Regions from separate parts of the Homo sapiens genome. Here regions 1 and 3 are each linked to region 2. A link is an interaction called in ENCODE POLR2A ChIA-PET data of the cell type or tissue named here. Cell type or tissue: OCI-LY7. All regions are shown on one strand. Each heading gives the region's core, and the rest is flanking DNA. Links, peaks and the distances in the headings are about the cores only. Region 1 holds the start of LOC124903342 (a long non-coding RNA gene). Region 2 overlaps SIPA1L1 (signal induced proliferation associated 1 like 1). Region 3 overlaps SIPA1L1 (signal induced proliferation associated 1 like 1).

Region 1 (10,334 bases), core at 1,692-6,691, 340 kb before region 2:
GTCCAACAACCCTGCCAGAGAGAGCACATGCGGGCTTTGAGACTACATGGAGAGGGAAAGGGGCCCAGCTGAGCCCAGCCTTCTCTTCCACTGTCCCCACTGAGGTGTCAAGATTGTGAGTGAAGCCACCTTGGGCTCTCCCAGCCACCTCAGCTGCCAGCTGAATACCTCTGAGTGACCCCAGTGAATGCCATATGGAGCGGAAGAATCACCCAGCTGAGCCCTGCCCAAATTCCCAACTTGTGAAACAGTAGATAAGAACATGCTTGTTTTAAGCAACTAATTATGAAGTAGTTTAAGTGGCTATAGATAACCAGAACACTGGCTAAAGGAAGAGGTCATGACCAGGAGCACTGACTCCCACATGCCTCTCTGTGGACCCTTGGCAGGCAGTCAGGAGGCATTTGGGCTTTTGCTGGGGTTTACACTTGGGATCTGGGCTTGTTTTGTTCTTCTTAATCTGTTGCTTTAGCAAGCGGACTGCAAGGACCTTGGGCACAGTTTTTTGACAGATGGGCTTCAAGGTATAAACTGGAAATCTCTTATTTGTCTTTAAATTGCTGAAAACAGGGACCAACTTTGAAATCCATGCCTCCTACCTGCTCAAGGATAATGATACAGAACCAGGAGCAGAGGGTATTACAGCAACATCAATAATGAGATCTGATTAGACCTGAGTGTAAAATTAACATTGTTGCAGTTTGTCCTAAGGAGGAAAGAGTGTTATATACAGTATTTAGAAGTTGGTTTTGAAACAAAGATTTTAATTGGCTTCCACTAAGCAAATGCTTCTTAGTTTAAAAAAAGGCAAACACAGGTGTAGTGTGGGATGAGGCTAAGAACTATCAGCCACTGAGTAAATGACTGCTCCAAAGGTCCCTCTGTCCTTCTCTCATGAAAGCACCATTCTGGCCAGACATTCCTCACCTATTGAGGAGTGGCAAAGCATCCACAAATCTGAAGCCCGACAACACCCTCACCTACCATAACTTAACATGCTGCTCCCTGGCTCAGAAGAGCTGGCCAAGGGCTTTGGAAAGCTTAGGACAGAGTTTCCTTGAAGAGTAGTTCACTGCCCACCCAAGTCATGCATACTAGGGTCACTTATTAAAATGAAGGCTCTATGGTTCCAGCTTGGATCTATTAATACTGAATCTCTGAGCCAGGAGTCCAGAAATAGGAATTTAACAACTTCTCTAGGTGATACTGATGCTTAAAACAATAACTCAGACTTATTCTTAAGTCTGAGAACCACTGTTTGAGTTTCTCAAAGCCTCTTTTAACTTCAGATTTGCCTGGAATTCGATAGGAAGCTATCTCCTTGAATTGAAATTCATAGAGGGAACCTCTATATTAAATGAGAGAGAATGTTGAAGCACTCTTTTTTTTTTTTTTGAGATGGAGTCTCACTCTGTCACCCAGGCTGGAGTGCAGTGGCACTATCTTGGCACCGCAACCTCTGCCCCCGGGTTTTCTGCTTCAGCCTCCCAAGTAGCTGGGATTGCAGGTGTCTGCCACCAAGCCCAGCTAATTTATATATTTTTAGTAGAGATGGAGTTTCACCATGTTGGCCAGGCTGGACTCGAACTCCTGACCTCAAGTGATCTGCCTGCCTTGGCCTCCCAAAGTGCTGGGATTACAGGCATGAGCCACCACGCCTGGCCAAGAGAGAATGCTGAAGCATTTTAAAGGCCCCTCTCCTCTAAGAGCCTCCCAGGAGAGGGTGTTTCCTCTGAGTCCTCTGGCCTTAAGGTACACTTTTGTTGTCTTTCCTGTTCCCTAACCCCTACCCCATTTACAACCCTGTGCCAATGATGCTGCTATCTAGATCTCTTAGGCAAAGCTCCATGCAACCAGGCCATGCAGGGGACTCATAGGTTGAGACCAGTAAGACTGAGAAAATACAGATTAAATATTGGTTCTAGAATCAGAGGGCTGTGTTTGAATCCCAGCTCTGCCATTCACCAGCTATTTTACTGCTAACAAATTATTTAACCTCTCTAGGACTCTGTTGATTGTTCTGTAAAATGGGGACATTAATAGCACCCATCTCACAGGGCTATTGTGAGGACTCAAAGGGATAATGCACACAAAGTGACCATCTCCTTAATACATGTTAGATATGATTATATTATGGTGGAAAAGGGGCTGGAAGCCATGATAAATGAGGAAAAGTAGAGGAAATAGAGAATTTTTATCCTGGGGAAGACATAACATTGGGAAGACCTGACATTTTCTAAAAAATTAGTGGTTATAATCTGGGAAGAGAAACATATTTGTTTGTATAATTGAAGTGATAGGACTGGAAGTAGTTGTAAAAATTAAAGGGAGGTCGGGCGTGGTGGCTTACACCTGTAATCTCAGCACTTTGGGAGGCCAGGGCAGGAGGATGGCTTGAGCCCAGGAGTTCAAGGTCACAGTGAACCATGATCAAACCATTGTACTCCAGCCTGGGCCACAGAGAGACCCTGTCTCAAATACAAACACTAAAGGAAAATGGATTTCTCCTGAATAAAAGGAAGGACTTAAAAGAGAAGTTGAAAGATCAAGTGTGCAGCCTCAGGAAGTAGAGAGTTCCCCCATCACTGGTGTAACCAAAGACAGGTGGCTGAACATGTGGCGGGACAGTGAAGCGGAGCTTGGAACCTGGGCTGGGAGATGCAATAAATAAACTTTAAAGATCCTTTCCATCTTGATTCTGTGATTCGTGATTCTAAGTTTATTTAAAGACAGCAAGTGTCCACTAAAATGAAGAGATAGGTTCTTTGCAAAGTGATTCTTAAAGCTGGTTTTTACTTCAAGCTCAGGACACCACCCAATCACCATTGATCAACTACCTTGGAGACAAAAATCTGTTTCCTATAACTTGCATTCACTGGTCCCTATTTTGCTTCTTGGGCCACAAAGGTCAAGGCCAGTTTGTCTTTTTTTTTTTTTTTTTTTTTCTGAGATGGAGTCTCACTCTGTCGCCTAGGCTGGAGTGCAGCGGCACCATCTCAGCTCACTGCAACCTCCGTCTCCTGTGTTCAAGCAATTCTCTGCCTCAGCCTCCTGAGTAGCTCGGATTACAGGTGCCCACGACTATGCCCAGCTAATTTTTTTGGTATTTTTTAGTAGAGATGGGGTTTCACCATCTTGGCCAGGCTGGTCTTGAACTCCTGACCTTGTGATCTGCCCGCCTCGGTTTCCGAAAGTGCTGGAATTACAGGTGTGAGCCACCATGCCCGGCCGCCAGTTTGTCTTTCACACCACGGTTTTTCAAATCCTTAGTGAGCAGTGAGTCCACACCCCTGCTCTCCAACATGCACCAGGTCTTGTCTTTCTTTAAGTGAATTGCTTGTTGGCAGTGCCTGTCAAGGAAGTCCTCACTCCCACTCCAGCTAGCGTTGTTTATATTATGCTAGGCAGCATTTATGGCACATGTTTTAATAGGCATAGACTCATTAATTTGAAATGTACCTACATTGGGATGAGTTTATCTTTGTACTAACTAAAAAAAAAAAAAAGAGTTTGCTAAGCATATTTATTGTCTTAAGATTACAGAGCAATGTTTAAGCTTCTTATGAGAAGTAACTCTTTCAAATACCCTTAAGCTCGTTAAAAAAATTACTAGGTCACTTACAAATCCATCCTACCTTTTCACTAAGACAAGTGACTAAAGGACCACCTCCCGGCAACTTTATTAGTAATTTATTGTTTGCTCTTTGAATTGGCATAAAACTCCCTTCTTAAATGTATTTCACTCCCAGGAACGCAGGGTAGGTGAGGGTGGGTGGGCCTATGATGGGGGTGTTGTTTGGGGAAGGAAATGGCTTCCTTGGTTTTGGTGACGGGATTCAGAGGACGTCAACTCAAATGCCTTCTTACCAGGCAAGTTACCTAGATGTGTGCAGTGAGCTGGGAGCACTTAAGGCAATATGGAGTGGGAGCATCAGTGGCAAACTGGAGAAACTATCCCCTCCCAAGCAGTTTATACTTTTGCAAAAGAGTTGGATTTTATTGGCAGATAGCCATTTTGTGATGCTTTTCTTAAACGCTGAATTACAGTCTTGCACAGGAGATATGACTGGGTGAGCTTATTAGAGATTCAGGGGTGCACTACCAAGATCTAATGTATAGGGAGTTCGAGCCACTTAAAAGGACTTGGCACTTTGGGTAAGAAAAATGAATCATAGATGCATCAACAGAACACATGATGAGATCTTTGAAGGAATACACTTACATAAAGATAGGGAGTAAGGTACCCAGAGCTTAGGGTATTTTGTCTAGGAGATCATTCAGGTTGAAAATGGGTCATGAGAGATACAAATGGAAGGATAAAATGAGCTGCATGTGTTTAAAGGTGGGGCTGTGCCTGGCAGAGGAGCTGATTAAGAGGCATAATAAGATGCGTTAATTTAGAGTAAGTAATGGAAGGAACTTTGGGAGATGCCTGTTCACAGGACTGAAGGCAAGTGGGACTAAAAGGGTATAATGAGAGGTGTAATGAGAGAAGGGAAGGTGGAATGCTCTCTTGGGTCTCAGGTGTGATGACTCAGACACACAGAGGCAAGACAGAAGGAGATGTCTGATTTGAAAGGGTGGAGGACCGGAAGGGCATAATCTGACAAGGTGCAAGGGAGCACAATGCTGGCAGGCCCAGGAGAGGAGGGGGATCCACAGAGAGGAGCAATAGAAGGGGCCAGGTACTAGGAATGAAAACCCCAAGGTGATAATTATCTTCTCAGAAAAGACAGCCGTGTCTTGGAGTGTTTGAGCCACAGTTTTTGTAAAGGGTACAGAGGAGCCGCAACTCCTTCCTTCTGTCTTGTCTTTGGACAACAGCAGAGAAAACAGGCTACTGTGCAGCATGGGCACTGAAGTAAAGATTTCTGAACCATGTGGGACAGGGATGAGGGCAGTTGTGAAACGTGCTTTTCTTGTAACTTTGAGGTTTTACAGGATCTTGGAGACTGAGTGAATAGACTGGGCTGGTGGTGGAAGTCAGTGACTTGAATTTAACATTCTCAGCCTGGAACCAAGTCTCCCCAAGTCCCCCGCCAACCCCACCTCACCCCACATCCCCTGTGGCTACAACACTGCGGGCATGGCTCTGGGGCTCTGCACCTGCCACCCCAGGCCCTGCTTTCCTCAGCAGCTCTGCTGTCCCAAGTTGTCATCCACTCTGAGAGCGCCAAGGTCACCCCCTTGCTAATCTGGTACCTAGTCTCATATAATTAATGGTGGTAAAGAAATTCTAGCTCCATCTAGGTAACACATGAATTTAAAATAGTCAAGTTTCATGCACAGGGGGCTCTGAATCACCATTTTAGTAAAAAAGGAAAATAAAGTTCTTTTATCTAACTGAATTTTTGAGTTACAATTTAAGCCTGTTTCCCTCTGCAAGGTAGTCTGTGGATGGTTAACTTGTCAACATAATACTCAGTTATCTGGACACGGTATACCTCATACCTTAGTTTCTATTTCTTTTAATGCTGGTGCCTATGGCTATTCTCCTGGTAACCCTATTCTTCTAAAGCATAACCTGGGAACTTGTAGAAAATTTAAGTATTTTCTACTTAATACCTGCACAATCACTGATCCTGAGGGTGCAGCCACGTGACCTGTGTTTTGACAAACTCTCCAGGTGATTCGGAGGCAAGCTCAAGTTTGAGTCGCTGTTCTGTTTATAGCAAAGGGTTAAAAGCACAGGCCAATACTAAGCAAAGTGGACGAGCTCATTCTGACTCTTCCGTCGCTTAAGCAATTCTACTTAAGGAAAGACATGACCTGGTGCTTGTTGGGGAGTAGGGGAGTAGGGGTATAGACTCACTGCTAAGGATTTGAAAACCTCTGCTATTAATACATCAGGACTCTGTTCTAGAAAAACAACATAAAAGCATGAACGTATCAGAGATGTAGGACAAAGGAAGCCACTCGATGTTTATTGAGTGTGTTACGATTTGCCAGTCATTGCCTTTACACGTCTGGTTCTGTTTAATTCTTAAAACATGAGGCTGTTAACTACTTTACCAGATGAGGAAACCATGCTCGGAGATTAGGTAATTTTCCTAAGAACGCAGATGATAAGTAATGGATGGGATTTAAGCCCCAGTTGAAGTCAAATGTCTTTTTCTCAAAAGATGATGCCTATGGAAGGGTCATTAGTGACAAAATTCATACATAGAAAAAGTATCCAGCATTACTGTGGCATCTTTATTCTTTTAAAATCACACAGGACACAGGTCATATTTAACATTACCCAAGTCTTCTTTTTTTTTTTTTTTTTTTTTTTTTGAGACAGGGTCTCTGTCGCCTATGCTGGAGTGCAGTAGGGCAATCCCAGCTCGCCGCAGCCTCGACCTCCTGGGCTCAATCTATCCTCCCACCTCAGGCAGCTGGGACTACAGGCATGTGCCACCATGCTCAGCTAATTTTATTTTTTGCAGAGATGAGGTCTCACTATGTTGCCCAGACTAGTCTTGAACTCTTGGGCTCAGGTAATCCTCCTGACTTGGCCTCCCAAAATGTTAGGATTACAGGTGTGAGCCCTCACACCCGGCCAGTCTTCACTGGGTTTCTGACCCATGTGTGCCATCTTGCACTTTAATATCCACTTTGTTTATTGTGGGAAAACAGCACCTCACAGTTACTGAAACATCGTACTGTGAGACTGAAATCTGGGTTCAGATCATCATTTTACATTTAACTAGAGGCAAACAGTGTAAGTTTGCTGGGCCTGTTTTCTTTGCCCTTGGACTATCGTTCTTATCCCCACCTAAAGAGTTAGTAACCTAACCCAGCTTATCACCGGCACCAGATCTGGAGCGCAAGCAACTGGCCTTCCCAGTCAGCTCATGGATGAAGATCTTCCATCAATGCAGGCCCAACAGCACCTTCTCCCAGGGGCTCCCAACCCATGTGCCAAGCCCTACAGAAATAACGTATAAGCCCTCCGAACCATGTAGGAATCATGGTCTAAACAGACCTTTTTAGCTTGTTAATTGGAATATTTTGTGGCATCCATTCTTATGCTAGTCCAAGAACTCTGGAATCTGTAGAACTGTTGAACCAAATAAAAGGAAGAAACTCTACTGTCAGCACTCAATTAGCTGCGCCGCTGGAGAGGAACAGTGACGTGGTAGATTAAAAAAAAATTGGTTCGGTTTGACTTTGGAATGCACTGATTTTTTTTTCAGTAGATTAACTTTTCTAATTATATTTTGCACAGCCTAATATTAACAGGCATTTGTATTCCCTGGGCACACAACATCTGACATTGAGAGCTGGGAGATGCAGCCCAAAAATGTGCTGGTCTCAGAGAATAACAATGTTATGAAAAATCCATGCGTGGATAATGAAGGGGAAGCTAATTATGAAGTGCTCTGCAAATATTAAATCATAAGCAGAGAAGGCAAAATAGTAATTCTCTATCGACATGTGGACAGAGTAAAAAAGTTTATTAACATTCTGAGAAGGACAGAAATTTTCAAGAATCATCATTAGTGTTAACAAAGCTTGATGAAAAAATTCGGATGCAAGGAGGGTCAATGAGTTATTGGGTGGTCTTTCAAATAAGCAAACCTCAAGCAATAATACCAAAGTGTTTTAAAAGAGCGTTTAAAATGAATTTTATTCTTTGAATTTTACAGGTAGTCTTTAGAGGCTTCAAACAAGAACTCTGTTGCAAAACTCTAATAAATAGCTTGCCCCAAGTCCCCAAACAAAATGTAAAACAAAATGAGAACTAAACTCAGAAGGATAAGCAAGACTTCAGAATGCTTGGATGTTAGCAATATTTCTCATTTACAAAGAGATATCAGGCAATGTACAATCTCCTTCATACAAGTCAAAGAGAGAAAGAGACAGACAATTGAAATCTTCACAAAGCACTCCGAAATCTTCCTATTTCCATGATAGAAATGTCACCAGAAAAAAAAAATTCCATGGAGAAATCACAATCAAGAATGAAACTGTAGCATAAAAATCTGGTAGTGAATGTAGCAGGGAGAAGAGAGGAAAATCCATCCTGTTTCTTTCAGGGATGGAGAGAGGAAGGAATTGAGATTACTTGGGTGAGGGAACTTCCAATCAGATGCCGCTAGAGTGCTGAATGTTCCCTTAGACCAGAGTTGCCACTGAAAGGGCAGAGGGGTCGGTTTAGTGACAGTTATGAAGGCAACAAACAAAGGGGTCTCCTCAGGTCAGTCAACACTGGCCAGCCCCATGTCTCTGTGCTCTACAGCAGCCTTGGAAGAGTGACCCAGGGGCCCAAAGCAGCCTGCATCACAAGACAGCAAAAATAGCACATCAATAATTTCTGCAGCGGAATCCTTTGGATGGCCATGAAAGGATGCAGAAAATGCCGTGCTGAAATTTCACACTGGGACATGCAGGTTTCAAAAGCCCATTCTAGTATCACAGTCATTATTCCTAACAAGCAATGATTAAAATTCACAATTAAACATTCACTGTTAGCTTCTCCTAGTTACAAATACTGGTGAAGTCTTGCTCTGGAGAGAAAGATTAATTTAGAGATATGGTCATTTTCAGCAAGCTAAAAAAACCAGTTGTGCCACATTTTTATCTTTAAAAATCTTTAAAACGTATACTTTTGACCAAAATGCATTCAAAATGCAGACAGATAAGGTTTTAGTTTGGGGGAATTCTGAAATCAATTAATGTTTGGAGCCAGGAAGCTGTAAGAGAGATTGATTCCAATTTAGTGGGGCTCAATTAAGCCAAACAAAAAAGAGTCTTGCAGCACAAGTGGGACCATCTTCCTGGGGAAAGGGAGAAGCAGGAAATGACCTCACAATGCAGGACTGAGAAGGGGTGTGGCCTGCAGGCACTGTCAGAGCTGCTCTGGTTTACAGACTTGCTGTTAAATATTTAACTCCGGTCCTGCTGATCTCTGGAGGACAGGTACAGACAGCACTAGCTCATGCACGAGTCATTCAAGGGAGGTAGGCATTTTCTCAAAGCAACTCCCTCTCCAGGCATTTTAGGGAAGAAGGTAAGGAAATATCCCTCTCTACTCCCCAAACAAGTTATAAAAACATTCTTTTTCTAGGAATAATGATATTTGTTAGAATAACAAGGGAAAGCTTGGGTTACCTGAAGTTGATAAGAAAGCTGATGGGAATAGAGGCGGATGGGCCAGGGGGCGCCCTGGTCCAAGGCCCAGTTTCTTCTTAAATACATAACAGATAAAGATATTGTGCAAAAAAATAAAGACATTCACATTTTAGCAGTTAAACTTTTATTTTACTGTTTAAAATTTTTATTTACTTTTTTTGTTTTTCTTTTCTACAAAAGGCAGGTGATGATTGTTGATCTGCAACTATTGTGTTGTGCACTCCCCGAAAGGGGGCAGAGTAGGAAGCCAGGGAAGGTGCTCTGAGGATGCTTTCTATGGAGGGAATAAGGGCTGCAGGACACTCACTGGAGGGAGTGTCTGGGCCCTTCTCCTGTCCTCCTCAGCCTTCCCTAGCTCATGTCTATGGTGTTGAAGACCCATTCTGTGAACTTCTTCAGCTTGTCCGAGGCGTTCTGGGACTCCTCCTGTAGCCTCAGGTTGTCCTCTCGCAGGTGCTGCACCTCCGCCTGAAGGTGAGCTTTGTCTTCTTTTTCCTGGGAGGCAGAGTGAAGTAGAAAAGCTAAGAGGTGTTGGCCCCACCTTGCCCAGCTCTTCTGAGTAATAGCTATGGACCCGTTTTGATCTTTTGTCCATTTCTATTCTTCGTTCCTCCAAACACCTGTCTAAACGGACTGGTATCAGGTGCTAAGACACTCTAAGCTCAGGGAGCAGGGCTTCTAGAGAGATTCAACCCTGCAGGATTAGCTCTAAGTAATCCTGGAATGTAAGTACATTAATGTGTATTTTAACATCCTTGTTAGTCAGGATTGTCTTAAATTTTAGACAATTGTGTTGGTGGCTGATGTCTTGATATATAGTCAAGGCCACCCAAAAAACAAAACATTCAGTTCTTTTGGTGCAAAAGCCCCAATAACACCGACTACATGGGGGTCTGGGCTACTGACACATTACACAAGGAGTGGGGAGGCCGGGAGAGGACCCAGATGGTGCTGGCTGAGGTTCACAGCCTTTCACAAATTATTGAACAGTTTTTCTGTACACCGGACACCGAACGCCTCCTCATGCTGTGTGTTCCAGTGGCAACTGAAATCCCTGCATCCCCAAACACATGCAGGCACCGGGAAGACACCCACGTCTTATTTTACCATGCTACTTAGAAAGGGCTCTCATGGTTCAAGGGTAGTTTGTACAGACTGGACAATTTGCTTTGAGAATACATGTTTACCTTCTTCAAATCTTCCCGAAGCATCTTCAG
Region 2 (10,334 bases), core at 2,645-7,644:
TTCTGAACCAACTGGTGGCTTCTAAGGAAGAGATTCCTACTGTACTTCTAAACCATTTCCCAGAGAGTTTTGAGTAAAGGCAAGTGTAGTTCCAAAACCAGGGGGGAAAAAAATCTTCCTGAAAGCAAGGAAAGGGGAAAGGGGGTGGAGGCACAAACCTGGGCTCTGCTTGGCACTGCAAGAGCTATGTGAACAATCCTCGAGCGAGAGTCCCCATCACATTCCACAGGCTACCAAGTCAGGCCCAATTCAGTTACTAAGTAAAGGCCCTGGGAAAATCTTATTACTCGTTGTTTTTGTTTTCTTTTATTCTGAAACTGGGGGACAGGAGACAGAAGACCAGCAAACCATTCGTAAAATTCTAAACCTAGCCTAAATATGGTAAAACTATAAACTGCTTAGCCCACAGCATGAAACATGAAATTAGTGACAAAATTTGAGTCTCTTTGAAGAATTCATATAAAGGAATACGAAAGCAGAACAATGCTTCTCTGTAGCAAAGACCAGACACTTGGGAAGCTTAAATACCACTCTACTATCTGAGGATGTTTTAAAACTGATTTCTAAAAACTAAAAAGATGGAACTACATAAAAAGATAACAGAAGCAAAAAAAATATTATTGTCTTCTCAAAACATCAGAAATAACTGTATTCTAACTGCATTTCTGGTAGAGGTATCTCCAGAACCCATCAAAGTCATTAATAACAACTCACATCACCTGGAAAAATCTCATGATCAGCACTGATGATTTTGTAACCTTAGTTCATCTTTTCTAAGACTATATTTAAAAGGAAATCAAGTCTTTCCATTGTTGACTTTCCATCACTGGTGGAATATAATTGAATCCAAGATAATTTTAAGCCTAGCTTCGCCTACAAAAAAACAAAACAAAACAAAAAATCCTGCTAAGCTCCATCTCCCCCTGCTGTCAACCTGTCCTTTCTAAAAAGAAAAAGTCTAGAAACAAGGCCATACACCAAAGAAAATGCTACAGTATAAAAGAAATAAAAGGACATACAAAATGGTATAAAAATAATTCACCAGCCTGGACAACATGGCAAAACCTTGTCTCTACAAAAAACATAAATTAGGCAGGTGTGGTGGCACACGCCTGTAGTCCCAGCTACTTGGGAGGCTGAGATGGGAGGATCATTGGGGCCCAGGTGTTCCAGGCTTCAGTCAGCCCTGATCATGCCGCTACACTCCCAACTGGGCAACAAAGTGAGACCCTGGGAGGGAGGGAAAGGAGGGAAGGGAGGGAAGGAAGGAAGGGGAGGGAAGGGAATGGAGGGAAGGGAGGGAGGGAGAGAAGAAAGGGAGGGGAAGGAAGGAAGGAAGGAAGGAAGGGAAAGAGAAAGAAAGAAAAGAAAAGAAAATTCAAAATTCATGCAAACTTCGTGTTGCAGCCTAAAACTGTCTACAGTATATCAAAGCAAAGGCATGTAAATTCATCCTCTAAATACAATAAGCAGGTGAGAAGCAAAATCAAAAATAAATCTCACTAGATAAAAATGGAAAGCATTTAACACACAATCGTACAAGGTGAGGAGTATTTTTTATTAAAAGCTTTTTAGTTACTTTCTTCCACCTCCCAGATTTGAGCAATTCTACTGCCTCAGCCACCCGAGTAGCTGGGATTACAGGCATGCGCCACCACACCCAGCCAATTTTTTTTATTTTTAGTAGAGGCAGGGTTTCTCCATTTTGGCCAGGCTGGTCTTGAACTCCTGACCTCAGGTGATCTGGCTGCCTGGGCTTCCCAAAGTGTTGGGATTACAGGTGTGAGCCACCGCGCCCAGCTACTTTAGTTACTTTCTTTATGAAAAGTGATCAGGTGCTAATGAAATCAGCATCTGGCATTATAAAGATAAGAAGTTATCCCAAAGAATATCTCAATGAAGAATGCTGAATAAATTCATCCACAGGCACTTGTTTCGTTCATCCTACTGCACTAAGCCTAAGTGGTCACAACACAACTAACAATTATCCTTGAAAATTAAAGGAGAATAGCCCAGCTTTAAAACAAACTTAAAATCTAGAAAAGAAAAAATATATTACTTCAACTTCAAAAATGGGAAAATCCTGAAACATACTGAAGAATTTCTTTGTAAACTCCTAGATAATGAATTTTGGGTAAAAATCAATATGGCTTATTAAAAAATAAATCCCCCCAAGGTAATCTAATTTACTGTTATTGAGGCAACCCTCTTATCAAGGGACCACAAGAATTGTATTTCTTATCTTAAATATTGATTTGATAACCATGAAGACACGAGAAAGGTGTTCTTCCCAGAAAAGCACATCCCAATGGTTCTTTGACCCCAAGTCATAAAAATTATTCTTATTCTTCCTGTCCCTGTAATTCTAAACATAAAATTTCTGCAAAGACAGAGACAAGCAAATGAAATGGCTGAAAAAAAAGGCAAAGAAGTGATGACAAGATGTCAGTGGCACCCATATAATCATTATAACCTTGCAATATATACAGCATATCAGAAATTTTTATAGGTTAGTTATCTTCATTTTTGAGGCTTCTCCATCTCAGCAGAAGTTCATCTTCCCAGTTGCTCAAGCCAAAAACCTACAATTCATTTACATTCTTCTTTCACACCCCACATCCATTCTGTGAAGATCTATAAATTCTACCTCCCAAAGACCATCTTAACTCCTTTACTTCTCTCCATCTCCACTGTCTTCACATTGGTTGAAGCCATTGTTATCTCTCGACGAGACGCTACCCCAGATTCCTCATTAATCTTCTTTCTGCCCATGATCATTTTCCACAGAGTAGTCAGACTGACTTGTTAAAAGGTTAGTAAACTACATCTTACTATTCCCCTGCTTAAAAGCCTCTAACGTGTTCCCATGGCCTCAGATATCAAGAAATGTGAAGAATGTAAAAATTCTGCCCTACATGTGAGATAACAAGTTAGCCTGCCACACAGCTATATAGATGCCTGTGGAAGACATGAGATGCCAGGGTCAGAGATAAAAGACATCATTACAGCAGTAGCAGTAGCCAAAGTATCAGTATTTTTTGGTGCTAGTCCCTTAAGCCTCAATTCCCACCAGGTGACACAAAGAGAACAAGATGACCTCAGCACAACAGCAGGTTGTGTCACAGTAGAGTAACTCCGAGCTTAGTGAACTGAAATATTTTGTAATGGGCAGTAAGCTTGCCTGGCCTTTACCCCAGAAGGGGCATTCTCTTTCTCTTCCAAGGCCATTCACTATACAAATCATCCTTGAAAAGATCATCCAGAAGAAAGACAGTCAATGTACAAACACAAGAGACAAGTGGAGAACTGTCCCCCAACATTAGAGTAGGAGCCAAGTTTCTTGCTATGGTCTATAAGGACCTACATGATTAGTTATTTCTCTTCAATTTCATCTGGAACCTCTGTCTCCCCAGCATACTCACTTTAGCTCCACTGGCCATCTTTGATGCCTTCCAATGAGCCAAGTTCTTTCCTGCCTCAGGTCCTCAGCCTGCACTGGTCCTTTTGTGAAAAATGCTCTTTGCCTAGCTTAGGTGTCACTTCCTCAGAAGGACCTTTCCTGGTCAATCTATCTACTTAAGCAGCTATCCTCACTTGTTATTACCTTTTTACCACTTTGCTCACTCATTCATTTGTGCAATAAGCATTTACTGAGCACCTACTATGTACCAATCATTGTTACCATAGGCACAATAATTACTTTTGATACTTGTTATTTACTGAGTCTTCCTCAAGGTGGAAACCTTGTCTTTTTATTCATCCTTAAATGCCTAGAGCTTAAAATTGTACATTCATTAAAAACTCTGTTGAATGAATGAACTATTACAATACCAAGAACCAAAACATTTGCAGATCGGTATGGGAAAGCAGCATGACACTGCACAAGAAGTATGGAATTGGAGCTAGACGTCCTAAATTCAAACCCCAGAATCATCATTTAATGGTGCCCAAGGAATTCTACTAAGTTCTTTGTAAAATGAAATTCTTTCCTACCTAACTCACAAAATTATTGTTAGGATCAAATAACAGAATTTAAATGGACGGCCTTGCAATGCTAAATGTAATTCAAGGCCTGTAACAAATTAATAGTTAATACATGCCTACTGTTAGGCTGGTCCTAGTACTGAAACTTACAATAAAAATGTATAACTTAAGTGAAATCAGAAAACACCTTGTCCTTTAATAAACTTGAAGGGGAAAAATGGTTCTTCCCCCTAGAACCTTGGGCTCTGTAGCCCAGGCTGGAGTGCAGTGCGGTGGTGCAATCTCTTCTCACTGCAACCTCCACCTCCTGGGTTCAAGCGATTCTCCTACCTCAGCCTCCTGAGTAGCTGGGATTACAGGCGCCTGCCATCAAGTCCAGCTAATTTTTGTATTTTTAGTAGAGACAGGGTTTCACCATGTTGGCCAGGTTGGTCTCGAGCTCCTGACCTCAGATGATCTGCCCACAAAGTGCTGGGATTACAGGTAGGAGCCACGGCACCTGGCCTAGACATGCTTTTAAAATTTTCAGATAAAAGTGAGTTGCCTTTACCTGATCTTGATCCTAAAATACTAAAAGAATGCTTTTTGGTTACCAAAGTTATTTTTAAGCAAGCCAATCCAATGCAAATTTACAAAAAGTTGACTATAGTTACACCCCTGAGTGCCAACCTTCAAAACAGAATTTTTAGCTTTCTGGCAAAAGTCATGAAACTATAAATTTTAAGTATTAATTTACTGACTTTAACTGAAACCAAAACAGTCTCTTCACTGTGATGTGGGTGGGTGGGTGGGTGGGTATGTGTGTGTGTGTGCAGTCAAGGGAAAGTAAGCTTCATCCTACAATAGATATAAAATAGTAGTTTCAGAGGCAAGGCACCAGGTGGCCTACAGGAGGAAATACAGTGATCATACTGAAGTGTTAGCAGAAGACTGGGACTGGCAACCAGACTACAAACCAGACCATCAACTCAGACAAGCTGCACAGCTGGCTTGAGCTCACCCATCCACAAGCTCATTTACTATAACCTCACAATAAAATTACTCAGAATTTAATTTTGAAGGGTACTGCTTCTATGATCTAACACTGAAGTATAAATTGATAAAAAGGATAGCCATTTTAAAAAAGTAGAATGTGAAAACAATATGATTAAGATTTTTTTTTTTTTTTTTTTTTTTTTGAGACAGAGTCTCAGCCTGTCACCTAGGCTGCAGTGCAGTGGTGCAATCTTGGCTTACTGCAACCTCTGCCACCTGGGTTCAAGCGATTCTCCTGCCTCAGCCTCCTGAGTAGCTGGGATTACAGGTGCCTGCCACCACGCCCAGCTAATTTTTTTGTATTTTTAGTAGAGACGGGGTTTCAACATCTTAGCCAGGTTGGTCTTAAACTCCCGACCTCATGATCCACCTGCCTTGGCCTCCCAAAGTGCTGGGATTACAGGCGTGAGCCACCGCGCCAGGCCAAGATTCTTTTTATGTAACATTTTTCAAACTCATTATACATATATGTAAATAACTAATAGGTACACTGTGCTAGCAAAAAGAAGGAATATGAATTGGTACTTCTAAAACTTAAACTCAAAAAGAAAATATTGAGGCAGAGAAGTACATGAAAAGTCTGTTTGGCACTGCTATGAAAGATACCCAGTTTAAGAAGAATGGAGACAGATGATCTACAATGAACATATAAGTGGCATTAATAGGGGCACATATTTCAATATATATAATTATATTCAGAAGCTTTTCATTATTCATGTGAAGGTCTCTCAAAAACGTGCATCTTTACATGTTATTTTAAAGATGGCTACCTATTCCAAATGTGGAGGGAGAGGGGGACAGCGGCAGTTATAAAACTGTTCACACAGTCCTCAATAACCACAAATACTATTATAATAGTAAAAATAAAATCTAGGACATCTAGAAACTTCCTCCTTGATATTAATTTTAAATACCAAATATCTAATTGTCTTCCAATTAAGTAATTTCCCTTATAAATAATAATGATAGTGTCTCCAATATGCCAGGCACATATTCTTTACATCACATAACCAATACAACAATCCTAGGACATGGGCATTATCTCTATTTTAGGAAGGAGTATAATAATCAGTGAAGTTTTAAATCTTACCCAAGGCCAGGAACAGTGACTCATGCCTGTAATCCCAGCACTTTGAGAGGCCAAGGCGGGCAGATCACATAAGGCCAAGAATTCAAGACCAGCCTGGCCAATATGGTGAAACCCTATCTCTACTAAAAATACAAAAATTGGTCAGGTGTGATGGTTCACACCTGTAATCCCACCTACTCAGGAGGCTGAGGCAAGAGAATCACTTGAACCCGGGAGGCGGAGGTTACAGAGAGCTGAGGTTGCACCACTGCACTCCAGCCTGGGAGACAGAGAGAAACCTTGTCTCAAAAAAAAAAAAAAAATTTACCCAAGATAAATTAAGAAGTGGTGGCACTGTTATCTAAACCCAAGACAATCCTATTCCAAATCCTTGCCTTTTTTATACAATGCCATCAATATATTGCCTCTCAATAATAAGTTAATTTTCAGTGTGTTCCCAGCACTATATGAATGAATGAGACTCATTATTTCATCTAATTCCTATAATACTCTTGCAAGGTAATTATTAGCCATATTTTTTTTTTATTTGAGAAAAGACTCCTAACAGTTAAGTAACTTGGCCAACGTCATACAGCTAACTTAATAACGGGACATGCAGGGATCCCACCCTAAGTCGCTTGATACAAAGCCTAAGTTTCTACCATTGTATTATGCAGCCTCCACCTTATATTATTTACAATAATTGTAATTTAGGCATAATTTATAAATTATTAGTTTACTGTTGACAATGCTACATAAAAATGCATGTTACTAACAACAAACTGTTAAAATGCATATTTTATATTTTTTCAGAAAAAAACTGGAAAAACACACAAATAAAAAATCTTATATTTATGAGTGATAAGATTACTGGTAAATTTTTTTATTTCTGTTTTTCTGGTTTTTCCTTAATTATGATATATAACTTACCAAAAGTTAATTTTTTTCTTAGCATTCATTTAACATTTTATATTTTTAGTTATGCCTATCTGCCTTAACTAAATATAACTTTTGCTAAAAAATATTGGGTTAAATGGGAACATTAACTGAGGAAAGTAATATAAAGAAAAATGTTTTAGAGTACACACAAAAAAGCTACATTTCAGGACAGGTATGTTTCTTTCTGTTTTCTGGAACCTATCAAAACTAAATTCTGATTGTAAAACATGATAAAGTTTAATATAACTGCAGAGTTGAACAAACAGACGAACAACAAAGAAAAATACGTCATACAATTAAATCAGACAGCTTTTAAGTAACACTAAAAAAAAAAAAAGCAGCCTTTTTATTTTATATTTATCCAAAAAAGAATAAAGAAAGTAAAAAAGAGGTATTCAGAATCCCATTAACTTGGAGGCAATGTTCAAGGAAAAGTACTAAAACTAGCCAAGTCAGTGTAACTTGAGAAGAACACCCTTGGAAACTACAGCACAAAATCATCTTGGAAAAACATCAGTTTTAGTGACTCTTCGGGCATTTGAGCAGATTAACAGTAATCTGAACAAACTACTTAGTGGCTCTGAAATGTTGCTTAAGCTAAACAACAAATCAGAAGATGAATACCCATAAGCAATCAAATTTACTTTTCAAAATACATACTCTTCTCATTTTGCTCAATGACCCCATATCATGCTCACTAAACCTCTTTGGAAGCACTGCTCCTTCGTTGTGGAGGCTGCTGCAGTAAGTGCAACCTGAAAATGGGAGGTACATAAATTTCATTTCCCTAAAGGAAACCACCACTCTACTACTCACTGCGTAATCTGACAAGAATTTAGCATTTGTCTTAGAAGCCATCAAGTGATATGCACTCCAACAGAAGCACAGAATCAGGAGGGTAGAAAAGGAGAGCTTCAACTTTTTCCAAAATGTTTTAAGACCTGAAGCAAATACGACAAAACATTAAGATCAGATGAAGCTGGAAGGCATTATATTATTCCTTATCCTTTCCAGTTTGTTTGAAATATTTTAAAATTAAAAACAGTAATGTTTAATATGTATATATTAACATATATACATATTAACATATATATGTATATATGTATATATTATACAGGTTAACACAACACTCATTCCTCCTAGTATATTTGAATCAATAACACATACATACATACAATCTCAACATCCCTCCAGCCTTATCTGTGCCGCTTGACCACCCAAGGCAGCCACTGCTGACGTGAATACCAAACATTCCCTAAGATTCAATTTGCTCCTTTGCAAAGCATGAATTCATAAAAAGTGCCATATGATAGGATAAAAAAATAAAAAATGCTTTATGTAATGATGCCAAAATAGCCTTAAGTCCCGAGATGGTTTATGTGGATGCCTTCAATCCATTTTTAAAATGAAAATAAGTAGGTTTACTTCTTGAAATGGCACAATTCCAGAACAGATAGTCCTAATCCCCCAGAGAAAAGCACAGGTTCTCAAGGCACCTTACAAAGTATGCCACCTACTTTTCACACCAGAAAAGTCACTTTTGGTATTAAGATGACAAGAAGATATATTAATGGCAAGCTCAGACCTTTAAAATGTGAGTTCTTGGGCTGGGTCTGGTACCTCAGCTGATGCCTGTAATCCCAGCACTTTGGGAGGTGAAGGCAGGCAGGCAGACTGAGCCCAGGAGTTTGAGACCAGCCTGGGCAACATGGTGAAATCCCAACTCTAAAAAAAAAATACAAAAAATACATTTTGTGAGGCCGAGGCGGGTGGATCACTTGGGGTCAGGAGTTAGAGATTAGGCTAGCCAACATGGCAAAACCCCGTCTCTACTAAAAATACAAAAATCAGCCAGGTGTCATGGTATACACCTGTAATACCAGCTACTCGGGAGGCTGAGGCAGGAGAATCGCTTGAACCCGAGAGGTGGGGTTGCAGTGAGTCGAGACTGCGCCACTGCACTCCAGCCTGGGTGACAGGGCAAGCATCTCAAAAAAAAATAAAATAAATAATAATAATAATAAAAGGTGTGGTGGTTTATACCTGCACCTGTAATCCCAGCACTTTGGGAGCAGAGAAGAGAGGATGGTTTGAGGCCAGGGATTCAAGAACAGCCTAGGCAACATAGCAAGGCCCTATCTCTACAAAATAAAATTCTAAAACCTAGCCAGGTATGGTGGTGTGCACCTGTGGTCCAAGCTACTCAGAAGGTTAAGATGTCAGGATTGCTTAAGCCCAGGGGTTTGGGGTTATAGTGAGCTACGATAGTACCACTGCACTCCAGCCTAGGCAACAGAGCAAGACCCTGTTTCAAAAACAACAGCAGCAACAAAAGTGCATTCTTAACTCTCTTCTCACTGAAAGAACCAGAGCCCACATTTGTATGGTGCTTTTGACTACATAGGCAAAAGACACTACGTGGAAACTGCTCTCATTTACAGGAAACGGATGGGGTGGATAATACAAACATCATCAACTGCCTCCCTCTTCCCTTCACTAGAATTTAAGAAACATTTGGTTAGTGACAAAACAAAAACTTGAAAAGCAGAAGTTCACAGCTGAAACAGGACTTGAATATGCATCAAGGAACATGTTATGAGCATCATAGTGGTCAGTCCTAAATGACATCATTTCAGCTGTGTGTTTCCTTATTCTCAAAAATAAGTGCTAAACTTAGTTGCCACTCCTCAATGAAAGCTGAGATCTATCTCCACCCTCACCAGCCAAACAGGTTAGATTTTAATTAAAGTGCAATTATTACTTTATTTAAGAATATGTATTTACTTTAATTCAAACACTTATGAAACATCTATTGGGTATAAGGTTCTGAGCAAAAAGCTGTGGAGCTCCAAAGATCATGATGATCTTGAACTTCCTTTTGAAAAGTTCACAACCTAATTCACAGAGAAAGATATGTAAAAGCAGCAAGGACACAAAGTGTAAATAGGTACCACTTCAAGGACAGCAAAAGACCACAAAGTTCTACTTTGTCCTTACTATCTATCTGGTGTCTGTCATCTAGCTTTGGCCTCACCCTTCAGAAAGCCAGGGAACTCAGGTGCCTACTTCTACATCATTTCTGGCATCCATGAACTTGTGTGCTATCAGTCATTCCGAGATTACAAAGATGATCATCAAATCTCAGCATCCCAAGAGTGTCAGCCACACAAGGCGTGTCACTCGGAGTCACTGCTCATGTGTAACTATCTACTTTTAAATACAGGGAATACATTAATCTGAATGAAACTTGGAGGACTTGTAGTTCTATCAGGTAGTTTAAGTGAGTACGGTATTTATTAATGCAAAA
Region 3 (10,334 bases), core at 3,403-8,402, 130 kb before region 2:
AGATAGAAATAGAGACAGATGGTCTCTCTGCACACACTGTTTAGTAAAGCTTTCCATTTTACAAAGGGGGCACCTAACTCCATAGGCCAGACTAATTTTATTCAATTGGTTTGTGAAGGAAATTTTTTTTAAAAATGAGGTTGGGAAGCTCTTTCATCAGGGATTACCATTCATTCACAAAATTGGGAAAGCATCTGTTACTAGATGGAATAAGATATAATCACGCATAAAACTCCTTTAGATATTTTCCTACCCATTAAGAACTCTAGAAGTCTTGATTGAGGTCTTACAGCACTGCACCCACAAACAAAAGATATTTGCTGCCACGAATAAATAATTTACACGAGTTAATCTAGAAGCCATAAAGTATTGTTAAATTCCCACTAAGGTCAACCTTTCATGCCCCTCCATTTACATATTGGCTAATGACCCAATTATTTATACAAATGCAAACCAAGGGTAATGAGGTTGGGTGATTTGTTTTTGGTACTAAGGCATGGTCTCTTGGCTTACAATTGCCAAAATAGATTAAGTGAAAGGTTAACTGGGTACTAAGCAAGTTCTGTGACAAACAGGATCACAATTCTTAGAGAACTAGCACTCTTTTCTTATTTTTATTTTTATTTTTATTTTTATTTTTATTTTTTGTAGAGATGGGGTCTCACTATATTGCCCAGGCTGGTCTCAAACTCCTGGCCTCCAAGCAATCCTCCCACCTTGGCCTCCCAAAGTACTGGGATTACACGCATGAGTCACAGCACTCAGCCAAACTGGCACTCTTTGTAAACACAGCCTAAATGAAGGTTTTTGTAATTTATATTAGGGAAAAAATATTCACCTACCCACCTAATGAGGAATTTTATCAAGGGTACTGACTGATGAAATATTTTACCAATCAGTTTTTTAGAAACTCACTCTAAAGTCTTTCAATTTAACTCAGCATATGTTCTAACAATTTTATAATTTGAATATGTGATTTTCAACAACTCCAAAATGAAAGTGGCAAGGTCTGACAAATAGCAATGCCCTATACTAACAAAGACAACCTGAATCACAAGCATGTGCATGTACAACCGCAGACACAAAATGGCAGTTATGCCTTCACAACACAAAATTACATAGTGATCTGTGGCTTTCTTCTACTTACTGCCAAAGACGCATTCCTCTGAGATGCCTGCTCACATATATTCCAACATGAAAATAAGGGTTTATTCACATATTAAAAAGCCAACTCACATTACAAGTTGAAAATTTGGCCTTTTTGCTGCTGAATGAATAAATCTGCTTGTCCTTTTTAGAGCAGACACAGCGCTGGGAAAGAAGTGCTGGTAAAGACTCCTAATAAATTATCAGAAAAAAATGAAAAAGGGTACTCTAGGAAAAGTCTTCATTTTATGTCTATTCCTAAGTGACTTATAAATGCCTTCAACTTTAGAATATAATTAAAGTCTTGTTATAAAGTAAATTGAGACAAAGTAAGAAAACTTTTGATTTGATTTTTTAAAAATAAATGGAAACACTGTCAACTTACTACTTAGCAAACACACCAAAAAAATGACTTTCACCCACTTCATTGCCAGGTACCTAACAGGTCTCAATAAGTCTACGACCCAACATTTTCGAAAGGGAAGAGAGGAGTATCATATTTCCATTCTAAATACTGAGATACTGATTTGTGAGACTAGTTAGGAGGAAGCAAAACAGATACAATATGTTTCCAGGATTTCCCCTGCCTCCACCACCCTGTAGAGGTTAAGCAGAGGCTACAGATGGCAAGACAGGTCTAAAAGGTCTGAGTGGAGAAATAAACGGGAGCTGGAAGACAGGCCACACTTCCTACCTTCTCACAAAGGAAAATAGTATGGGAACCATGGAGGAATCTCCTAAAACTGACCCATGAGATCAGAACTGCTTACAAATGTCAAATATTCCACTGCTTTTCATTCTATCCAGGGAAAAAAAATTTACTTTCATCAGTGTATACGTACCCTCTATAATACTTTTAAAGAACAAGTCTCCTTTTCTAATTCTCTCAATTACAGAGGAGTACAAAACATTTAGTAGCATTCTGGATAATTTGTGCCAATTTAGATGATTCATGTAGTATTGCTTTTCCAGACTAAATGGTCTATGGCCAGTGCTTTCAAGTCAACAAGGGTGCGGAGAGCAAGACCTAATTACAGATCTGAGTCAGTGTCTAGAAGCTCCCTCAGCCCAGGGGGCCGTTCCCCACAAAGGCAGCATTTCATCTGGCGGTACAAAAACAAGCCAAGTTTTTGTACCACTTTCCATATTTACACAAGTCCTTTTGTATGCCATTAATATATATACAAGTCCTTTCATATATAAGAAAGAAGAAGACTCCATTCCACAAGAAACAAACAAAAAAGAGTAATATCAGTTCACCGAATTGATTTTTCAAAGAAAATTTTCAATAGGCTTTTCCCCTTAAAACCCAACTATAACATGCAGATTTTTTAAAAAAGAAAATGCACACAAAACATATTACACAACAACCAATACATTCACAAAGTGTAAGATCTTCAAACAATTTCAACAAAAGATGTTAATGTTTTCCTTCCTGTAACATGGATATAATATGTATAAATTAAAGGGGAAAAAATCTTTTGAGTTCACTTTTTTTCAAATGTTAAACATTTAAGTAAAAATGGCACCCAGAAAAAAAAACAAAACAGAAATTATATTGTTGTAAATTTTTCTCTGATACTTTATCAGTAATTAGGTTCTCAAGTTGAAAGGATTAATGATTTTTGAATGGAACTGACTATTCAGTTTCATGGAGGCAACATTCCAAGCAAGAGCAAAGGGTAACAGGACTCCCCCAATAGTAAGGGAATTAGTTTTTTGAATGCAAAATTTAAATGACTTAAGATTCATTTCAGGCCAGGCATGGTGGCTCACATTTGTAATTCTAGCACTCTTGAAGGCTGAGGCGGACAAAAAATACAAAAAATTACCCAAACCTGGTGGTTCATCATGCCTGTATTCCCAGCTAATTGGGAGGCTGAGGTGGGAGGATCACTTGAGCCTGGGAGGTCGAGGCTGCAATGAGCTGAGATTGCACCACTGTACTCCCGCCTGGGCAACAGAGTGAGACCCTGTCTTAAAAAACAAAACAACAAAAACAAAAGCAAAAGCAAACAAAAAAAAGATACATTTCACACAAGAACAAGATAGAAAATGATCCCTAAGACCCAATATTGGGTCACAAGGGACATAAAGGCACAACAAAGATTTCCAAGGAGGCTCCCAGATGACTGATACACAGTACTATTTCGAGGTGCAACCTGACAGCCAGTTCTTAGGAGTAGACCCCTCTTCTGTACTACTGCTACCAGTACAAAGTAACATAGTGACAAACTGACAAATTTAGAAAAAAAAAAAAAAGAAGTAAATTTTGTAGGCATAATGGCGAATTCTCACAATGCAGAAAAATGATGCCAGAAGCATCATTTGGACTACAGAATGAATAGAGCTATTTAAATGAAACAGCAACCAACACACTCTGAAAACCTCATTAATGACACAATTGATCTATAAGTATCCTGCACATTCCACACCTGCACAGGAGTGTAGAAGTAGATACAGAGAGTGAACTCAATGGTAGGCCAATTACCAGAGAAAAGTGCTTCGTATTAGTAGATAAGACAGAAAGCTATCAGCATGTTGGTTCAAACTCATTGACCATTCAAAACCTAAAACATTCTATCACAGATCACTAGGATACCCAATAATAGATCTTTTCACAAGTACCTAAGAACAGATTTATAGCCTCTTTCAGCGATCCTCAATTTATTCTAAACTCCCTTACGATTTTGAGTAATAAATGCACATAGCATCTACATTTACTCAAAGTTAAAAAGCATCCAAAAATCATACAATACACTATGTGGGAAGAACACAAACAAATGCATGGGAATAATAAAGACCAAAACCAGGATAGTGGCTTCTTGGGGATTAAGAAAGGGAACTGCTGTTAGAGAGAAATATCCTGGGTTTTTTAATGTTCAATGGAATTGGTAAACATTCGATTTCTCTATAGAGTGTTGAGGAGAGGTAACATGGATTTTGTTTTTCTGCTAATCAAAAAGGAGCTGGGGTAAGGATATTTGTGTTATGCCTTATATGCTTTTTATATTTGAAATATTCCTACTAATTTTTCAAGAACAAAAACAAGGAATTAGAAGGGTATAGACTGTTCTAAGAAAACACAAAGAACAAGTCTGCACTGCCAAATATGCACCTACCTATGCAAAGGGATGAGTCTGCCAGTATCCAAGACCCTTTTTAGCATTCACAGCACAAGTTGGTCGATCAGGACGCAAAACCTTCTGGGGGTGTGGGGGTGGGGTAGAATCTGAAAGTGATATATTTTATTCTCATGTCTTTGAATACTAAATCACTACCTGCTAACTGTTAAGAGTGAAGAGTATGCCAGTCAACACCAACACACTCTGCCAGTTTAATTTAATGGTATTATTTTGCCTTGCTTTGCAATTACTCCTACATTTCCCCAGGGAGAAACTAATGGATTACTAAAAATAAAATGGAGACTAAGTGAATCACTTAGGCTGTTTTGGCTCCTAACTCAAACTGGCTTAAATAAAAAGGAAATGTATTGGCTCAAATGCTTGGACGTCAGAGAAAGGGCAAGCTTCAGGGCTGGTTTCCTTGTGATTCTGGACTCCGTCCTCCACCCTGTGTGGCTTCTCACTCAGTCCGGAAGCCACAATGCTGCAGCTACACCAGACCTCACACCAGCGCACAACAACATCCAGAAGTAAGAGGCAGCTCTGTCCTAACCATGAGAAGCCTTCTGCCAGAAGCTCCAGGCAAACCCACATTGGAGCCACGCTGGGTAGAAAAGGATTACAGGACCATCTCTGAAACCATCCCCCTGGCCAGGTAACACTCAGCACTCACTGATGTAGCCAGAGTTCATGAGTCAATCATGGACAAGGCAGAAATGAGACTGCTCCTAATCAGGGCGAGCTGCAGTCAGTTCTTCAACCCCATAACATGAGGAATAGATGCAACGCATGATATGGATCCAACCCTAATGTTCAGTCAGTACTATTTACAGGCAATAGCCTGAGCAATACTGTATCAGAATACGAAATAAATCACTATTACACTGTATTTGTATATAAAGCTATAGATTCAAAAAGCAGATGACAAACGACTTCATCTCTTTGAGAAAAGTAGATTTTTTAAAATTTTGTTTCTATGTTTTCATTTCTCTAATCAGAAATTTAAACACAGAAAATCAACACTTTGTAAAGCAGGTAGGTCATAGGAAGTATGGCATAGTACTTACTATATTCTTGTGCCATGGCTACCGAAATTTAGACAACGTCCACACCAATAAGGTATAACCTGAAATAAAATTAGAAAAAAAACCTGGTTAAGTGCACAATAAATTTCACTAAAATACAATAGCTGTATAACTTACACAGGTCTTATCTTTGTTCTAGAAGAGGCAAACCAGCCTTTCTAAGGTAAATAGTTGCTTTTAAATTAGACATTAGAGAAAAATGTCTCTAGTATTATCATATTTCTTTCTTTTTTTTTTTTTAAGATGGAGTTTCACTCTTGTTGCCCAGGCTAGAGGGCAATGGTGCGATCTTGGCTCACCACAACCTCCACCTCCCAGGTTCAAGCGATTCTTCTGCCTCAACCTCCCTAGTAGCTGAGATTACAGGCGTGTGCCACCACGCCCAGCTAATTTTGTATTTTTAGTAGAGACGAGGTTTCTCCATGTTAGTCAGGCTGGTCTCGAACTCCTGACCTCAGGTGATATGCCCGCCTCAGCCGCCCAAAGTGCTGGGATTACAGGCATGAGCCACCGCGCCCGGCCTGTCTGTAGTATTATAATATTTCTAAATATTTTTAAGGTCACATGCATCTTTGTAGAGCTGACCATAACAAACCAAAACAAACAAAATACCTTTTTATCAAGTACTGTTGCCCTGGACTGCTATTTATAAAGCTGAAACAAAAAGGGGAAAAAATAGAATTATTATTTTTCTCTTTTTGAGATGGAGTATCATTCTGTCACCCAGGCTACACTGCAGTGGCACAATCTTGGCTCACTACAACCTCTGCCTCCCAGGTTCAAGCAATTCTCCTGCCCAGCCTCCCGAGTAGCTGAACTAGAGGCGCGCACCATCACGCCCAGCTAATTTTTGTATTTTTAGTAGAGACAAGGTTTCACCATATTGCCCAGACAGGTCTCGAACCCCTGACCTCAGGTAATCCACCTGCCTCGGCCTCCCAAAGTGCTGGGATTACAGACGTGAGATACTGCGCCCAGCTGAAAAATAGAATTATTAAACAGACCTCAAAAATCATGTAGTCTACTCACTACAAGACACAACTAACCTGTTCAACCCAATGCAATTTAAAGCTAGATAAATAAGCTTCGATTTCTAAATTCCTTAACTTGAAGATCTGAGGAGACAGTTCTCAGGAGAAAAAAATGCAAAAATATGATTCCAATATCTGATACTGCATCATCTTACTTAGTAAAATCTATGAATATTCAGCACACTATGGAGTGCTGAACAAACACACCCACAGAACTTGAGATTTTTAAGATGCTGGAATTGCTTTTAATATTCAAAAGGGAAAGATAATAGCCGGTACAATGGCTCACGCCTGTAATCCCAACTACTCTGGGGACCCAGGCACGAAAATCGCTTGAACCTGGGAGGCGGAGCTTGCAGTGAGCTGAGATTGTGCTGCTGCACTCCTCCAGCCTGGACGATAGAGCGAGACTCGGTCTCAAAACAAAAAAAAGGAAAGATAAGAACTCTGTCCTTATCCAAACCTCAGACCACATAACTATATAACAAACCACACTTTCAATTAAGAGGGACTGAAAAACATGAAAGTCTAACTAAGCTTTAAGACAATTAAGTTTCCAGGTAGTATGATGACAAGGCTGAGGATCACTGTCCATGTATCCACAAATACAGTGTCTAACTTCACTTGCCTCAGTGTGTGTGAGATTCAGCCATGTTGCTGTATTCATTATAGTTAATAAGCTTTAAAAAAAAAATTTTTAAGCATTAAAAGAAGAAAAGTGGACGCCTCAAAACAGAAGGAAATATTTGCAATACATATATCTACCAAAGGACAGATTCAGAACATATAAAGAACTCCTTACAAATTAATAAGAGGGCTGTGCACAGTAGCTCATGTCTGTAATCCCAGCATTTTGGGAGGCTGAAGCAGGAGGATTGCTTGAGCCCAGGAGTTTGAGAACAGCCTGGGCAACATAGCAAGACCCTGTCACTACAAAAAAATTAAAAAATAAAAAAAATTCAACATCTTCCTTGGTTTAAAAAATAAAAATAAATAAAAATAAAAAATTAGCTAGGCATGGTGGTGTGCGCCTATAGTCCCAGCTATTTGGGAGGCTGAAGCAGGAGGATCGCTTGTCCCCAGGAGTTCGAGGCTTCAGTGAGCTCTAATTGCACCACCACATCCCAACCAGAGCAAGACTCTGTCCTAGGGGGAGAAGAAAAAGACAAGCCACCCAAACAGAATATAAAAATGGCTAACAAGCATATAAAAAGGTGTTCAACTTCATGCATCACCATGGAAATACAAATTAAAACTACAATGAAATAAAATTACATAATGATGAAAATGGCTGAAATTTTAAAATCTGACAACACCAAGACTTAGGATGTGCAGCAATTCAACTCTCACACAATGCTGATGGGAATACAAACCGTAAAGCTGTTTGGCAGCATCCAATAAAGCAGAACATAAACATACCCTGCAACCTAGCAATTCCACTCCTAGGTAAATGCCTCCTGGGAATGTGCAAACATAAATCCTATACAATAATTTTCCAATAAGTGTTAGCTGTAATAGCCGAAACCCAGTAACAAATTGTGGAATATTCATATAATGGAATATTATAGAGCAGGAATCAGGATTTTTTTTTTCTCCTGTAAAGGGCCAAATAGTAAATATTTCAGGCTTTGCAGGCCATAAAATCTCTGTCCCTGTCACATCTGCTCAAACCTGCCTTTGGAGTACAAAAGCAGCCATAGACAATACGGGCTTGGCTGTGTTCCGATAAAACTTTATTTACAAAAACAGCCAGTCCACCAGCCTTAGTTTCGCCTGCTACACAGCAATGAATATAAATGAACCATAACTAATACAAGAACACTGATAAATCTCACAAACATAATGTTGAGACAAAGATGCCAGACACATGAAAGAATATACTGTATGATTCTGTTTTATAAAGTTCAGTAATAGGTAAAACTATGTAAGTCAGAATAATAGTTTCCACTGAGTGTAGGATGTAGGGGAAAATACAGACTGGGAGAAGGAAAAGGGGGGAAATTCGGTGGGCTAATAATATTAGATTCCCTGATTTGAGTGGTAGTTTCACGACTATGTTCAATTTGGAAAAATTCATTAAGGTATAAATTTATGATGTACTTGTCTTCATTCTGAATAAAAAAAGTAAAACATTTCAGTAATTATTATAAATAAACAATACGGGACACATTACTAAGTGGATGCTTTCTCATAGCATGCTATACCCAGATTCAAACACTGATGGAATGCAAGCCTTGTGCCCTCACAAAGCAAGTTCCTGAAGCTCTCCCTTCACATCTACAGTGTGATGTCTGCATTGCAACTAAACTCCTCTTCCAAGTTTCATGTAGGACTTGAGAACGAGCTATGATTAGATAGCGTACACAGGAGTGGCAGGAGGTAAACGCAATACAGAGGGAGGAAGGAAAGTAACAGATGGGTGAAGAGACTGGTAGAAATAAGTCCCTGCATTTTAACATAATCTGCTAAGTAAGCAATACAGAATTTAAAAAGTAACACAAACAGCTTAGAAACACAATTTGGAAGGTCACTGAACTTGCCTTTTGGACATTAAAAATAACGACAATTTAAAAGCTTACTAAGGCTCTTAAAAGACTGATGAAGGGATTTATTTCTGGTACAACAATTTCTTCCAATCTAACAGATTAAATAGACAGGAAGTTTCAACTTTTCAAGTGAAGTAGCAAACGTGGCAATGATACAGTCTTGACTTTCAAAGCTGACATGTTTTCACATTATGAGGATTTACGTTCTATTGTATGGGCTTATGTCATTAGTGAAATGAAAAGAGAAGAAATAAAGAAAAGAAGGTGAAAATAATTGAAATCTAGTCACTACAGGCTGGGCGCAGTGGCTCACGCCTGTAATCCCAGCACTTTGGGAGGCCGAGGCGGGTGGATCACGAGGTCAGGAGATGGAGACCATTCTGGCTAACACAGTGAAACCCTGTCTCTATTAAAAACACACAAAAATTAGCCGGGTGTGGTGGCAGGCACCTGTAGTCCCAGCTACTCAGGGGGCTGAGGCAGGAGAATTGCTTGAACCCAGGAGGTGGGGCTTGCAGTGAGCCGAGATCGTACCACTGCACTCCAGCCTAGGCAAGAGTGAGACTCTGACTCAAAAAAAAAAAAAGTCAGTTGGGCTACATAGCAAAACCCCATCTCTACAAAAAATACAAAAATTAGCCAGGCGTGGTGGTGTGAGCCTGCAGTCCCAGCTACTCAGGAGGCTGAGGTAAGAGGATCACTTGAGCCCGGGAGGTTGAGGCTGCAGTGAGCCATGATCATGCCACTTCACTCCAGCCTGGGTGACAGAGCAAGATTATTAAATGTAGGGAGAGTAAAAGGCAAGTGAAAAGAAAAAAAGGAAAGGAAGTTTTCCCATAGAGGTAAGAATGGAAATAAGTTTTGAATGATTACAGATAGGCAAGGTTAGGAGAATAGAAGTATCACTCTAGGCAGAGGGAGAGAACGTATGCATGGAGACATGAATGAGTCGGTCATATCTGAGGTATAATCACAAATCTGAGACAACCAGAGTGTGACGTACAAGGACAAGCTAAAACTGAGATGTGGCCAGGTGCAGCCGATCATGCTTATAATCCCAGCACTTTGAGAGGCCAAGGCAGGAGGCTACTTGAGCCTAAGGAGTTTGAGATCAGCCTTGGCAACATAGTGAGACCTCATCTCTATTTAAAAATAAACAAATAAATAAAACTGAGATGATGAAAGGACTTGTAAATCACACTGAAGTTTGAATTTTATCTTACAAGCATTATGGAACCATGGGAGTGGGAACTGGGGAATGAGAATGGAGAATGAGAATGAAGTGGCATGTCTCAAAATATATCTTTTTGCATAGTTTTGACATTTAGAACCATGGTAATGTTTCCCGAAATAAAAAAAGCAAACAATTAACATCAACCAGTATATAAGGGGAACCTAAAG

The links. Peaks named below come from ENCODE experiments on the same cell type or tissue, not always from the same donor. Only the 100,000 strongest peaks of a DNase experiment are listed, where the experiment ranks them.
Region 1: POLR2A ChIA-PET joins it to region 2 with 6 read pairs; 2 of 35 experiments call an interaction of 5 or more read pairs at or near these places.
Region 3: POLR2A ChIA-PET joins it to region 2 with 6 read pairs; 6 of 35 experiments call an interaction of 5 or more read pairs at or near these places.

The regions. Positions count from the first base shown.
Region 1 is chr14:71,738,296-71,748,629 of GRCh38, reverse strand. It overlaps SIPA1L1 (signal induced proliferation associated 1 like 1), which reads right to left. Exons shown (of 24, transcript NM_001386936.1): 23 at 10,305-10,334; 24 at 7,421-9,612. The coding sequence ends at 9,469. LOC124903342 (a long non-coding RNA gene) reads left to right here and starts at 8,910. Exons shown (of 3, transcript XR_007064259.1): 1 at 8,910-8,995. In OCI-LY7, for the core only: no CTCF peak of the experiment used is centred there; no DNase peak of the experiment used is centred there.
Region 2 is chr14:71,398,428-71,408,761 of GRCh38, reverse strand. The region is part of intron 2 of SIPA1L1 (signal induced proliferation associated 1 like 1); the gene reads right to left. Among named protein-coding and RNA genes, the nearest start is that of SNORD56B, 5.3 kb to the right of the region's middle. In OCI-LY7, for the core only: no CTCF peak of the experiment used is centred there; a DNase peak (open chromatin) is centred at 4,891.
Region 3 is chr14:71,524,375-71,534,708 of GRCh38, reverse strand. It overlaps SIPA1L1 (signal induced proliferation associated 1 like 1), which reads right to left. Exons shown (of 24, transcript NM_001386936.1): 4 at 5,339-5,397. Among named protein-coding and RNA genes, the nearest start is that of SNORD56B, 130 kb to the right of the region's middle. In OCI-LY7, for the core only: no CTCF peak of the experiment used is centred there; no DNase peak of the experiment used is centred there.